Regions from separate parts of the Homo sapiens genome. Here region 2 is linked to region 1. A link is an interaction called in ENCODE POLR2A ChIA-PET data of the cell type or tissue named here. Cell type or tissue: PC-9. All regions are shown on one strand. Each heading gives the region's core, and the rest is flanking DNA. Links, peaks and the distances in the headings are about the cores only.

Region 1 (5,428 bases), core at 291-5,290:
TGTCCCAGGGGCTGCTGACCCTGCTTCACTGCCTGGTGGTGGATGACGAGGTCATTATGAGATTAGCACACACTCCAACGCTGGGTGGAGAAACTAGGGTGGGAGCCGAGATCTTCTCCAGCTAGTTCATGCCCTGAACAACATGAGAAGGAAGCTGGGGATGGTCTCACACTTTGAGCTTCTCCCACCTGTCAAGGTTCCCTGTCTTCCTTCCAGAGCCCTCTTCCAGCCCCTGCAGCCTCTGTCCCCACTGCCATCCCTTGTGTGGTGACCAGTCTCCAAGATGGCCCCCCAGATCCTTGTCTCTGGTATTCATGCCCTTGGGTAGCCCCTCCCACACCGAATCAGGCAGATTCACATGACTTCAGGTCTAGGGCATAAAGCATCGCCTCTTCCATCTGGTCTTTCAGCTCAGATACTCTGGGGGAAGCCAGTCACTATTCCACGAGGAAGTTCAACTACCCCACGGAGAAGCTCATGTAAAGAGGAACTGAGGCCACCAGCCAACAGCTGCATGAATGAGCCACCTTAGAAGCGATCCTCCAGCCCCAGTCAAGCCTTCAGATGACTGCAGCTCTGACCACCATCTCACTGCAGCCTCATGAGAGACCTCAGGCCAGAACCACCCAGCCAAACCACTCTTGAATTCCTGACCCACCAAAACTGTGAGAGGTAATAAATGATTATTGCTTTAAATGACCAGGTTTTGGGGTGAACTGTAATATAGCCAAAGTAACCAGAATACCTTGGGAAATTGTACCCCGACTCATTGAGAAAGGCATCCCGGTGTGTCTCCTCTCTGAAAGCTCAGTCCTCTGCAGGCTGCTGTGTTAGTTTTCTATGCTGTGCAACACATTATCACGCACTCAGGAACTAAGACAACACGCACATTTACTATATCACAATTTCTTCAGGTCAGAAGTCTGGAAACTGGCTGGGCATAGTGGCTTATGCCTGTAATGCAAGCACTTTGGGAGGCCAAGGGAGGAGGATTGCTTGGGGCCAGGAGTTCAAGGCCAGCCTGGGCAACATGGTGAGACTACACCTCTACAAAAAAAAAAAGAAAAGAAAAAATTAGTTGGGCATGGTGGTGTGTGCCTGCAGTCCCAGTTAGGAGGCTGAGGCCAGGGGATCACTTGAGCCTAAGAGTTCGAGGTTGCAGTGAGCAGTGATTGTGTCACTGCACTCCAGCCTGAGTGACGACAGCCTGAGTGACAGAGTGAGACTCTGACTCTTAAAAAAAAGTTAAAAAAAAAAAAAAAGGATAAGTCTGGAAACTGCTTTACTGCATCCTCTGTTTCAGATCTCCTCAGGTTGCAAACAAGGTGTCAGCTGGGCTGGGTTCTCATCTGGAGGCTCAACCGAGGAAGGCTCTGCTTCCAGAGCCATGCTAGTTATTGTCAGATTTCATATTCTTGCTGCTGTGTGCCTAAGGGCCTGAGGTTTTTGCTGGCTGGAGGCTGGAGACCACCTGCAGTTCCTAGAGGCTGCCAGCACTTCCTCACCTCATGGGCTTCCTCAATGTGGCTGCCTACTCCACCAAGCCAATGAGGAGGATCTCAGTCCAGTCAGCTAAGTTGGAGTCTTTTCTAATGTAATGTAATCATGAGAGTGATGTCATCATCTTTGCCGTGTTCTATTGGCTAGAAGAAACTCCTAGGCTTTGCCTACATGCCCAGAGGAGCTTACCCAAGGGTGACTGCTTGCAGTCATTTTAAGGTATGTCCACAGTTACTGATGGGGGTTTTCTTTGGCCAGAGCCTTGCTGGCTCTAAAGAGGGAGAGGGTCTCTGCCTCATGACTGGGTGCCCCATGACATGCATTTCCTGATCTCCATCCAGTTTTCTACAGCAGTGAGAGCTAAGAAGACTGGTTTCCCAACAATTAGGCTTTTTTCCCAGTTAAGATGGAATAGTCCCATTTGAATCATGCACGTTTGTTGGTTAACATGATTCTAACCCAATTCCTACAAAATAATGACTCTGGTACCACAATTGAGCTTACTGTGTGCCAGACACCAAATTAGGTACTTAAAAAAAATTGAGATGCAATTCCATTACGTTGCCCTGGCTGGTCTTGAACTCCTGGGTTCAAGTGATTCTCCAGCCTCAGCCTCCCTAGTAGCTGGGATTACAGGTGAGCGCCACCATGCCCGGCCTAATTAGGGACTTTAATTCATTATCTTATTTAAGAATCACAACAGCCTTATGAGTAGGTATTATTATTTTCAGGGAATATTCCTTCTGAGGCACGGAACACACAAGTGAAGTGTCCAAGGTCAGCTAATAGCTGTCAGCCAGGGCTTTTTGAAGCCAGTGTAAACTGCCCGAAGCAATTAGCAGGAGGTTGTATCACTGGCTCCCATGCAGAAACACAAAGGCTTAGAGCTGGGCCTCAGGCACAGTTGGATCTAGATTCACCAGTGATGTCACCTGGAAACTGTCCCTCTCCATCTCCCAGGTCGGCTTTCCTCTGCCATAGCTTCGCCCTCAGGCAGGCTCTCTCTAGCGGTAGCAGAAATGGCTGCAGCCAGCTCCAGGAAAAGGCCGGGGCTGGATGGCCTTGGCCTGGTTGGGTCTTGTCCCAACCGGGTCTGGACCAACTAGGGTGTGCATGCGGTGTTTGACCAGCCCTGAGCAGGTCAGGCCCATCGCTGAGCCACATACAGCAAGAGTGATGAAGGGGTAGAATCCAAGATGCTTCCACAAAGAGAAGAGAAAGTGGGTGCTGAGCAGGCAACAGCACTGGATGGCAGCCTGGGGACAGAACTAGATTCCAATCCAGTTCCATCTGACTCCAGGGTGCTGCTGTCAGTCACTGTGCTGAGAAGAGTCCCGGGTGTGGCCAGGACCTGTACTGGGTGCCAAACTCACTCCCAGGCGAGTCCTTCCCGGAAGGGGGGCACCGTGAAGGCACAGGCCCTCTGTAGAAAATAGGACACGGGCGGGGGAACAGCTTGCTTCTTTTTTTTTTTTTTTTTTTTTTTTTTTTAGAGATAGGATCTCACTCTGTCATCCAGGCCAGAGTGCAGTGGCATGATCATACCTCACTGCTCCCTGGAACTCCAGGGCTCAAGTGATCCTCCCATCTCAGGTTTCCAAGTGGCTGGGACTATAGGTGCAGCACGTCACCATGCCTGGCTAATTTTCTTTTCTTTTCTTTTTTTTTTTTTGAGACCGAGTTTTGCTCTTCTCGTCCAGGCTGGAGTGCAATGGTGTGATCTCCACTAACTGCAACCTCCACCTCCCGGGTTCAAACAATTCTCCTGCCTCAGCCTCCCAAGTAGCTGGGATTACAGGCACCCACCACCATGCCCAGCTAATTATTGTATTTTTAGTAGAGACAGGTTTTCACCATGTTAGCCAGGCTGGTCTTGAACTCCTGACCTCAAGTGATCCACCTGCCTTGGCCTCCCAAAGTGCTGGGATTACAAGCATGAGCCACCACACCCAACCTTTTTTTAGAGACAGGGTCTCACTCTGTTGCCCAGGCTGGCCTCGAACTCCTGGGCTCCAGCGATCCTCCCACCTTGACCTCCCACAATGCTGGGATTACAGCATGAGCGTGAGTCACCGTGTCCGGCCTGAGGGGCAGCTTTCTTTCCATGCTAGGGAGAGTAGAGCAGCTGAGTTAAGAATGGCTTCTGTTACCAGCTTTTCCATGACCAGCAGTTATTGCTTGGGAGGATTTGGGATGCTTCTTGTTGCAGGATTTAATCCCTGCAGCAGCCCTGGCAGGTAGGAAACATCACCACCCCCATCAGGAGGGAAGCTCGAGGCTCAAAGTCCTCCAGACCCAGGAGTCATGGGTCTTAATCCCTCACTTAGAGAGGAGAGAACTGAGGGCCAGGGAGGGGAATGACCCCTGAGCTTCCTGTCCCTGTCCTGGGTACCTCTGGTCTCACCTCCAGTCTCCTTTGATTGACATTGTATTTTTAGATGGGTAATACATTCATATGGTTCAAAATTCAGTCGTGAAAAGAGTTTACTGAGAAATGTCTGTCTTTGCGATCGGCCGAATAATGGGCCCCCAAAGGTGCCCATGTCCCGATTCCTGGAACCTGTGACTATGTCACCTTATATGGCAAAAGGGACTTTGCAAATGTGATGAAGCTTAGGCTCTTGAGATGGGAGATTATCCTGGATCATCTGGGTGGGCCCTAAATGTAATCACAGGGGTCCTTCTAAGAAGGAGGTCTGAGAGATCCCTGCCTGCTGACTTTGAAGGTGGAGGGAGAGTGTCTTAGCATGAGCTGCCAGAACAAAATTCCACACTGGGGGCTGAAACAACAGACACTTATTTCTCACCATTCTGGAGGCTGGGAAGTTCAAGGTCAAGGTTGTGGCTGACTCAGTTCCCCGTGAAGTTTCTCTTCTTGACTTGCAGAGTTGCCTTCTTTTTATTTTTTTTTTCAATTATTTATTTATTTATTTATTTTTTGAGACAGAGTCTTGCTCTGTTACCCAGGCTGGAATGCAGTGGTGCGATCTTGGCTCACTATAACATTTGCCTTCCTGATTCAAGCGAGTCTCCCGCCTCAGCCTCCCGAGTAGCTGTGATTACAGGCATGCGCCATAACGCCCGGCTAATTTTTGTAGTTTTAGTAGAGACGGAGTTTCACCACGTTGGCCAGGCTGATCTCGAACTCCTGACCTCAAGTGACCCGCCCACCTTGGCCTCCCAAAGTGCTGGGATTATAGGCCTGAGCCACCATGCCCAGCCTTTATTTTTTACTTTTTGAGACAGGGTCTCCTTCTGTTGCTTAGGCTGGAGTGCAGTGGCACAATCACAGCTTACTGCAGCCTCCACCTCCTGGGCTCAAGCAATCCTCTTGCCTCAGCCTCTGAAGTAGCTGGGACCACGGGCACACACCAGCACACCCAGCTAATTTTCTTATTTTTTGTACAGATGAGGGTCTCACTATGGTGCCCAGGTCGTTCTGGCCTCAAGACATCCTCCTGCCTCAGCCTCAAGAATTGCTGGAATTATAAACATGAGCCACTGCACTTGGCTCACAAATCGTTTTTTAAAATGTATGTTTCCAGGCCGGACACAGTGGCTTACGCCTGTAATCCCAGCACTTTAGGAGGCCAGGGTGAGAGGCCGAGGTGGGCGGATCACCTGAGGTCAGCCTGGCCAACGTAGTGAAACCCCATCTCTACTAAAAAAAAAAAAAAAAATGCAAAAATTAGCTGGGCGTGGTGGTGGGCACCTGTCATCCCAGCTACTCGGGAGGCTGAGGTAGGAGAATTGCTTAAACCCAGAGACAGAGGTTGCAGTGAGCCGAGATCGTGCCACACTGCACTCCAGCCTGGGTGACACAAGACTCCATCTCAAAAAAAAAAAAAAAAAAGTACGTTTCCTAGCATATTTTATGGACATGAAAGCAAATGCTTGCATATACATATACACTTTCTTCTTTCTTTCT
Region 2 (5,307 bases), core at 1-5,000, 83 kb before region 1:
TCCTCCAGGAGTTTCAGGAGAAAGGTAGGGCAGTGGTTAAGAGCAGAGCTCTGCCTAGACTAGCTGGGGTGCCTAGACTAGCTGGGGTGCCCAGACTAGCTGGGGTGCCTAGACTAGCTGGGTACTTTGAGTGGCTCCTTCAGCCTGGACCTCGGTTTCCTCACCTGTATAGTAGAGATATGGGAGCACCCAGCGCAGGATCACTGTGAACATAAATCAGTTAATGGAGGAAGCAGGTAGAGTGGTGCTGGGTGCATACCAAGCACTCCGTCAGTGTTTCCTGTTATTCGATGATTAGGAGGCAGCTTAAACTAGAGGGAGTTGAGCTGAATCAGGATGTTTGTCCCAGGTAGCTGGGAATCTGCCTAGCCCAGTGCCCAGTTTATTTAGGTGCTCTCTCAGTGTTCCCTGATTGTTTTTTCCTTTGTCATCTTATCTACAGGATGTGACTGGGAAGCTCTGGTTTCAGTGTCATGTGTCTATTCTTTATTTCCAGGCAAAGGAAACCAACAATAAGAAGAAAGAATTTGAGGAAACTGCGGAGAAAGTGCGCCGTGCCATCGAGCAGCTGGCTGCCATGGATTGAGGCCTCTGGCCGGAGCTGCCTGGTCCCAGAGTGGCTGCACCACTTCCAGGGTTTATTCCCTGGTGCCACCAGCCTTCCTGTGGGCCCCTTAGCAATGTCTTAGGAAAGGAGATCAACATTTTCAAATTAGATGTTTCAACTGTGCTCTTGTTTTGTCTTGAAAGTGGCACCAGAGGTGCTTCTGCCTGTGCAGCGGGTGCTGCTGGTAACAGTGGCTGCTTCTCTCTCTCTCTCTCTTTTTTGGGGGCTCATTTTTGCTGTTTTGATTCCCGGGCTTACCAGGTGAGAAGTGAGGGAGGAAGAAGGCAGTGTCCCTTTTGCTAGAGCTGACAGCTTTGTTCGCGTGGGCAGAGCCTTCCACAGTGAATGTGTCTGGACCTCATGTTGTTGAGGCTGTCACAGTCCTGAGTGTGGACTTGGCAGGTGCCTGTTGAATCTGAGCTGCAGGTTCCTTATCTGTCACACCTGTGCCTCCTCAGAGGACAGTTTTTTTGTTGTTGTGTTTTTTTGTTTTTTTTTTTTTGGTAGATGCATGACTTGTGTGTGATGAGAGAATGGAGACAGAGTCCCTGGCTCCTCTACTGTTTAACAACATGGCTTTCTTATTTTGTTTGAATTGTTAATTCACAGAATAGCACAAACTACAATTAAAACTAAGCACAAAGCCATTCTAAGTCATTGGGGAAACGGGGTGAACTTCAGGTGGATGAGGAGACAGAATAGAGTGATAGGAAGCGTCTGGCAGATACTCCTTTTGCCACTGCTGTGTGATTAGACAGGCCCAGTGAGCCGCGGGGCACATGCTGGCCGCTCCTCCCTCAGAAAAAGGCAGTGGCCTAAATCCTTTTTAAATGACTTGGCTCGATGCTGTGGGGGACTGGCTGGGCTGCTGCAGGCCGTGTGTCTGTCAGCCCAACCTTCACATCTGTCACGTTCTCCACACGGGGGAGAGACGCAGTCCGCCCAGGTCCCCGCTTTCTTTGGAGGCAGCAGCTCCCGCAGGGCTGAAGTCTGGCGTAAGATGATGGATTTGATTCGCCCTCCTCCCTGTCATAGAGCTGCAGGGTGGATTGTTACAGCTTCGCTGGAAACCTCTGGAGGTCATCTCGGCTGTTCCTGAGAAATAAAAAGCCTGTCATTTCAAACACTGCTGTGGACCCTACTGGGTTTTTAAAATATTGTCAGTTTTTCATCGTCGTCCCTAGCCTGCCAACAGCCATCTGCCCAGACAGCCGCAGTGAGGATGAGCGTCCTGGCAGAGACGCAGTTGTCTCTGGGCGCTTGCCAGAGCCACGAACCCCAGACCTGTTTGTATCATCCGGGCTCCTTCCGGGCAGAAACAACTGAAAATGCACTTCAGACCCACTTATTTCTGCCACATCTGAGTCGGCCTGAGATAGACTTTTCCCTCTAAACTGGGAGAATATCACAGTGGTTTTTGTTAGCAGAAAATGCACTCCAGCCTCTGTACTCATCTAAGCTGCTTATTTTTGATATTTGTGTCAGTCTGTAAATGGATACTTCACTTTAATAACTGTTGCTTAGTAATTGGCTTTGTAGAGAAGCTGGAAAAAAATGGTTTTGTCTTCAACTCCTTTGCATGCCAGGCGGTGATGTGGATCTCGGCTTCTGTGAGCCTGTGCTGTGGGCAGGGCTGAGCTGGAGCCGCCCCTCTCAGCCCGCCTGCCACGGCCTTTCCTTAAAGGCCATCCTTAAAACCAGACCCTCATGGCTACCAGCACCTGAAAGCTTCCTCGACATCTGTTAATAAAGCCGTAGGCCCTTGTCTAAGTGCAACCGCCTAGACTTTCTTTCAGATACATGTCCACATGTCCATTTTTCAGGTTCTCTAAGTTGGAGTGGAGTCTGGGAAGGGTTGTGAATGAGGCTTCTGGGCTATGGGTGAGGTTCCAATGGCAGGTTAGAGCCCCTCGGGCCAACTGCCATCCTGGAAAGTAGAGACAGCAGTGCCCGCTGCCCAGAAGAGACCAGCAAGCCAAACTGGAGCCCCCATTGCAGGCTGTCGCCATGTGGAAAGAGTAACTCACAATTGCCAATAAAGTCTCATGTGGTTTTATCTACTTTTTTTTTCTTTTTCTTTTTTTTTGAGACAAGGCCTTGCCCTCCCAGGCTGGAGTGCAGTGGAATGACCACAGCTCACCGCAACCTCAAATTCTTGCGTTCAAGTGAACCTCCCACTTTAGCCTCCCAAGTAGCTGGGACTACAGGCGCACGCCATCACACCCGGCTAATTGAAAAATTTTTTTTTTTGTTTAGATGGAATCTCACTTTGTTGCCCAGGCTGGTCTCAAACTCCTGGGCTCAAGTGATCATCCTGCTTCAGCGTCCGACTTGTTGGTATTATAGGCGTGAGCCACTGGGCCTGACCTAGCTACCATTTTTTAATGCAGAAATGAAGACTTGTAGAAATGAAATAACTTGTCCAGGATAGTCGAATAAGTAACTTTTAGAGCTGGGATTTGAACCCAGGCAATCTGGCTCCAGAGCTGGGCCCTCACTGCTGAAGGACACTGTCAGCTTGGGAGGGTGGCTATGGTCGGCTGTCTGATTCTAGGGAGTGAGGGCTGTCTTTAAAGCACCCCATTCCATTTTCAGACAGCTTTGTCAGAAAGGCTGTCATATGGAGCTGACACCTGCCTCCCCAAGGCTTTCATAGATCCTCTCTGTACATTGTAACCTTTTATTTTGAAATGAAAATTCACAGGAAGTTGTAAGGCTAGTACAGGGGATCCCGCATACCGTTCTCCTCCTTTTCCCCGTTGTGAGGACAGTGCACTGTATTCACTTTCAACATCCAAGGTCTGTGTTGAGAGGGTGAGTTGTGCGGCCCAGCTTGCCCCAAGCCCGTCTTGCCATCACGAAGGATTTCCTGACTCAGCTGAATCTAGCTCAACAAAGCAAAGGACTAACTAAGCTGCAGATTTTCTCTCCGCTGGGCTTAGCCTACATTATTTACACCTGTTTTCAGCTGGATGGGACCAAACTGGGGCCTTGACTTCTGGGGTTTCCACGTGATCCCCAAAGAGGAGACATCCATTCATTCACTCAGGTATTTGCTTGTGCACCTACTGTGCGCCAGGTGCCAGATCCAGGAATTGAAGCCCAGGAACAACTCTTGCAGTGAGCTCCCCGGGTTTTTGTTTTCTGAACGGTGGGAAGACAGGTCAGCAAATAGCCATGCACGTCTGCACATGTGTGGCTGGTGTCTGCAGGAGTACCGAGAAGACGGTGAGCTCTGCCCTGGATGGCAACAGGAAAGGGCATCCCTGTGCAGCTGTTTGTCCTGGCACAGGTGGCAGGCTGCCAGCGGGACCAGGAAGGGAAGGGGAGGATGCACAGGTCGGAGGGAACGGAACGGGCACTGCAGGTGCGCTCTGCGATGTGAGGAAGGAAGCAAAGGCTGGTTCCGGGATGATGTCGGAGAAGCCTTGCAGCCTAGGGCACTGCCCATTCCACGTTACCCAGTGAGTCAAAGCCTCCCAGAAAGACATTTAGTCACTCAAAGCCAGTGCAGGTCTCAGCTTTGTCCGGGGAGGAACTTTCACTCTAGAAAACACGAACTCATTTCCCTTTGAGGAAGTTGTTTCTCCAGGATATCATTTCCAGCCACCATCCAGGATGCTGGGCAGGTGCTGCAGTGCCCAAGGCACGGCTGCCGAAGAAGCTTGTCCCTTAGAAACCCCTTGTGGCCTCGGAGGCGCCTGCCTGCCTCCCTGAGAATGGAACCCTGTTGGGCCGCCAGGCTCGCTGGGCAGGTGCTGGGGAAGGCTGGGTCACCGTGCTGAGCCCCTCACAGGCCTGGGAGTTGTGCTTGGGGAGGAGAGCTCCCAGCTCTTTGGCTGCCTCCCAATCATGGCCACATCTCACAAACAATACCACTGTCCACGAAAAATGAAAAGGTGCCTGGTTCTAACCCATGGCCCCAACCATGAAAGAGCCCTTAGAATGTGGGGGTTTGACTCGAACAGTGGCTTTGAGTCTCCCAGGGGGGATTAGTGTCCTAATGCCCTGAGTTAATGAATTGACTTGTTGGACAGGGAAACTCAGTGAGGTTCATTTTCTGTGGGGGGACGTTTGTCAAATGCTGTGAAATCAGTTGTAGCATACGCGACGCTCAGCTGCTCCGACAGTGACTCAGCCACGGCTCCAGCTGCTTCCCCAGCCCTGTAGTGGAGGTGGCAGATGGTGTCATCAGCCTGGCGCAGAGGGCTGTGCCCACTGGCATCACAAGGGCCAGGCCTGCTGGTCCTCCAGCCACTGGATCCAGGTAGTTACATATGGGTTTAAAAGAAGAGAGGCAGGGCCAGTTGCGGTGGCTCATGCCTGTAATCCCAGCACTTTGGGAAGCCGAGGTGGGTGATCATTTGAGGTTAGGAGTTCAAGATCAGCCTGACCAACATGGCGAAACCCAGCCTCCACTAAAAATACAAAAAAATTAGCTGGGCATAGTGCTGGGTGCCTGTAGTCCCAGCTACTCAGGAGGCTGAGGCAGGAGAATTGCTTGAACCCGGAAGGCAGAGGTTGCAATGAGTCAGGATCATGCCACTGCACTCCAGCCTGGGCAACAGAACGAGACTCTAAAAAAAAAAGATCAATAAATAAAATAAAAATAAGAGAGGCAGGGTGGGAATATTACTTGAGGCCAGGAGTTTGAGACCAGCCTGGGTAACAAAGCAAGACCCTGTCTCTACCAAAATAAT

The links. Peaks named below come from ENCODE experiments on the same cell type or tissue, not always from the same donor. Only the 100,000 strongest peaks of a DNase experiment are listed, where the experiment ranks them.
Region 2: POLR2A ChIA-PET joins it to region 1 with 5 read pairs; 5 of 35 experiments call an interaction of 5 or more read pairs at or near these places.

Annotation. Positions count from the first base shown.
Region 1 is chr17:78,305,525-78,310,952 of GRCh38, forward strand. No RefSeq gene overlaps it. Among named protein-coding and RNA genes, the nearest start is that of LINC01993, 30 kb to the left of the region's middle. RefSeq lists a silencer at 2,854-3,076. In PC-9, for the core only: no CTCF peak of the experiment used is centred there; a DNase peak (open chromatin) is centred at 3,037; H3K27ac peaks cover 1,161 bases.
Region 2 is chr17:78,222,969-78,228,275 of GRCh38, forward strand. It overlaps BIRC5 (baculoviral IAP repeat containing 5), which reads left to right. Exons shown (of 4, transcript NM_001168.3): 4 at 497-2,667. The coding sequence ends at 586. Among named protein-coding and RNA genes, the nearest start is that of TMEM235, 6.0 kb to the right of the region's middle. In PC-9, for the core only: no CTCF peak of the experiment used is centred there; no DNase peak of the experiment used is centred there.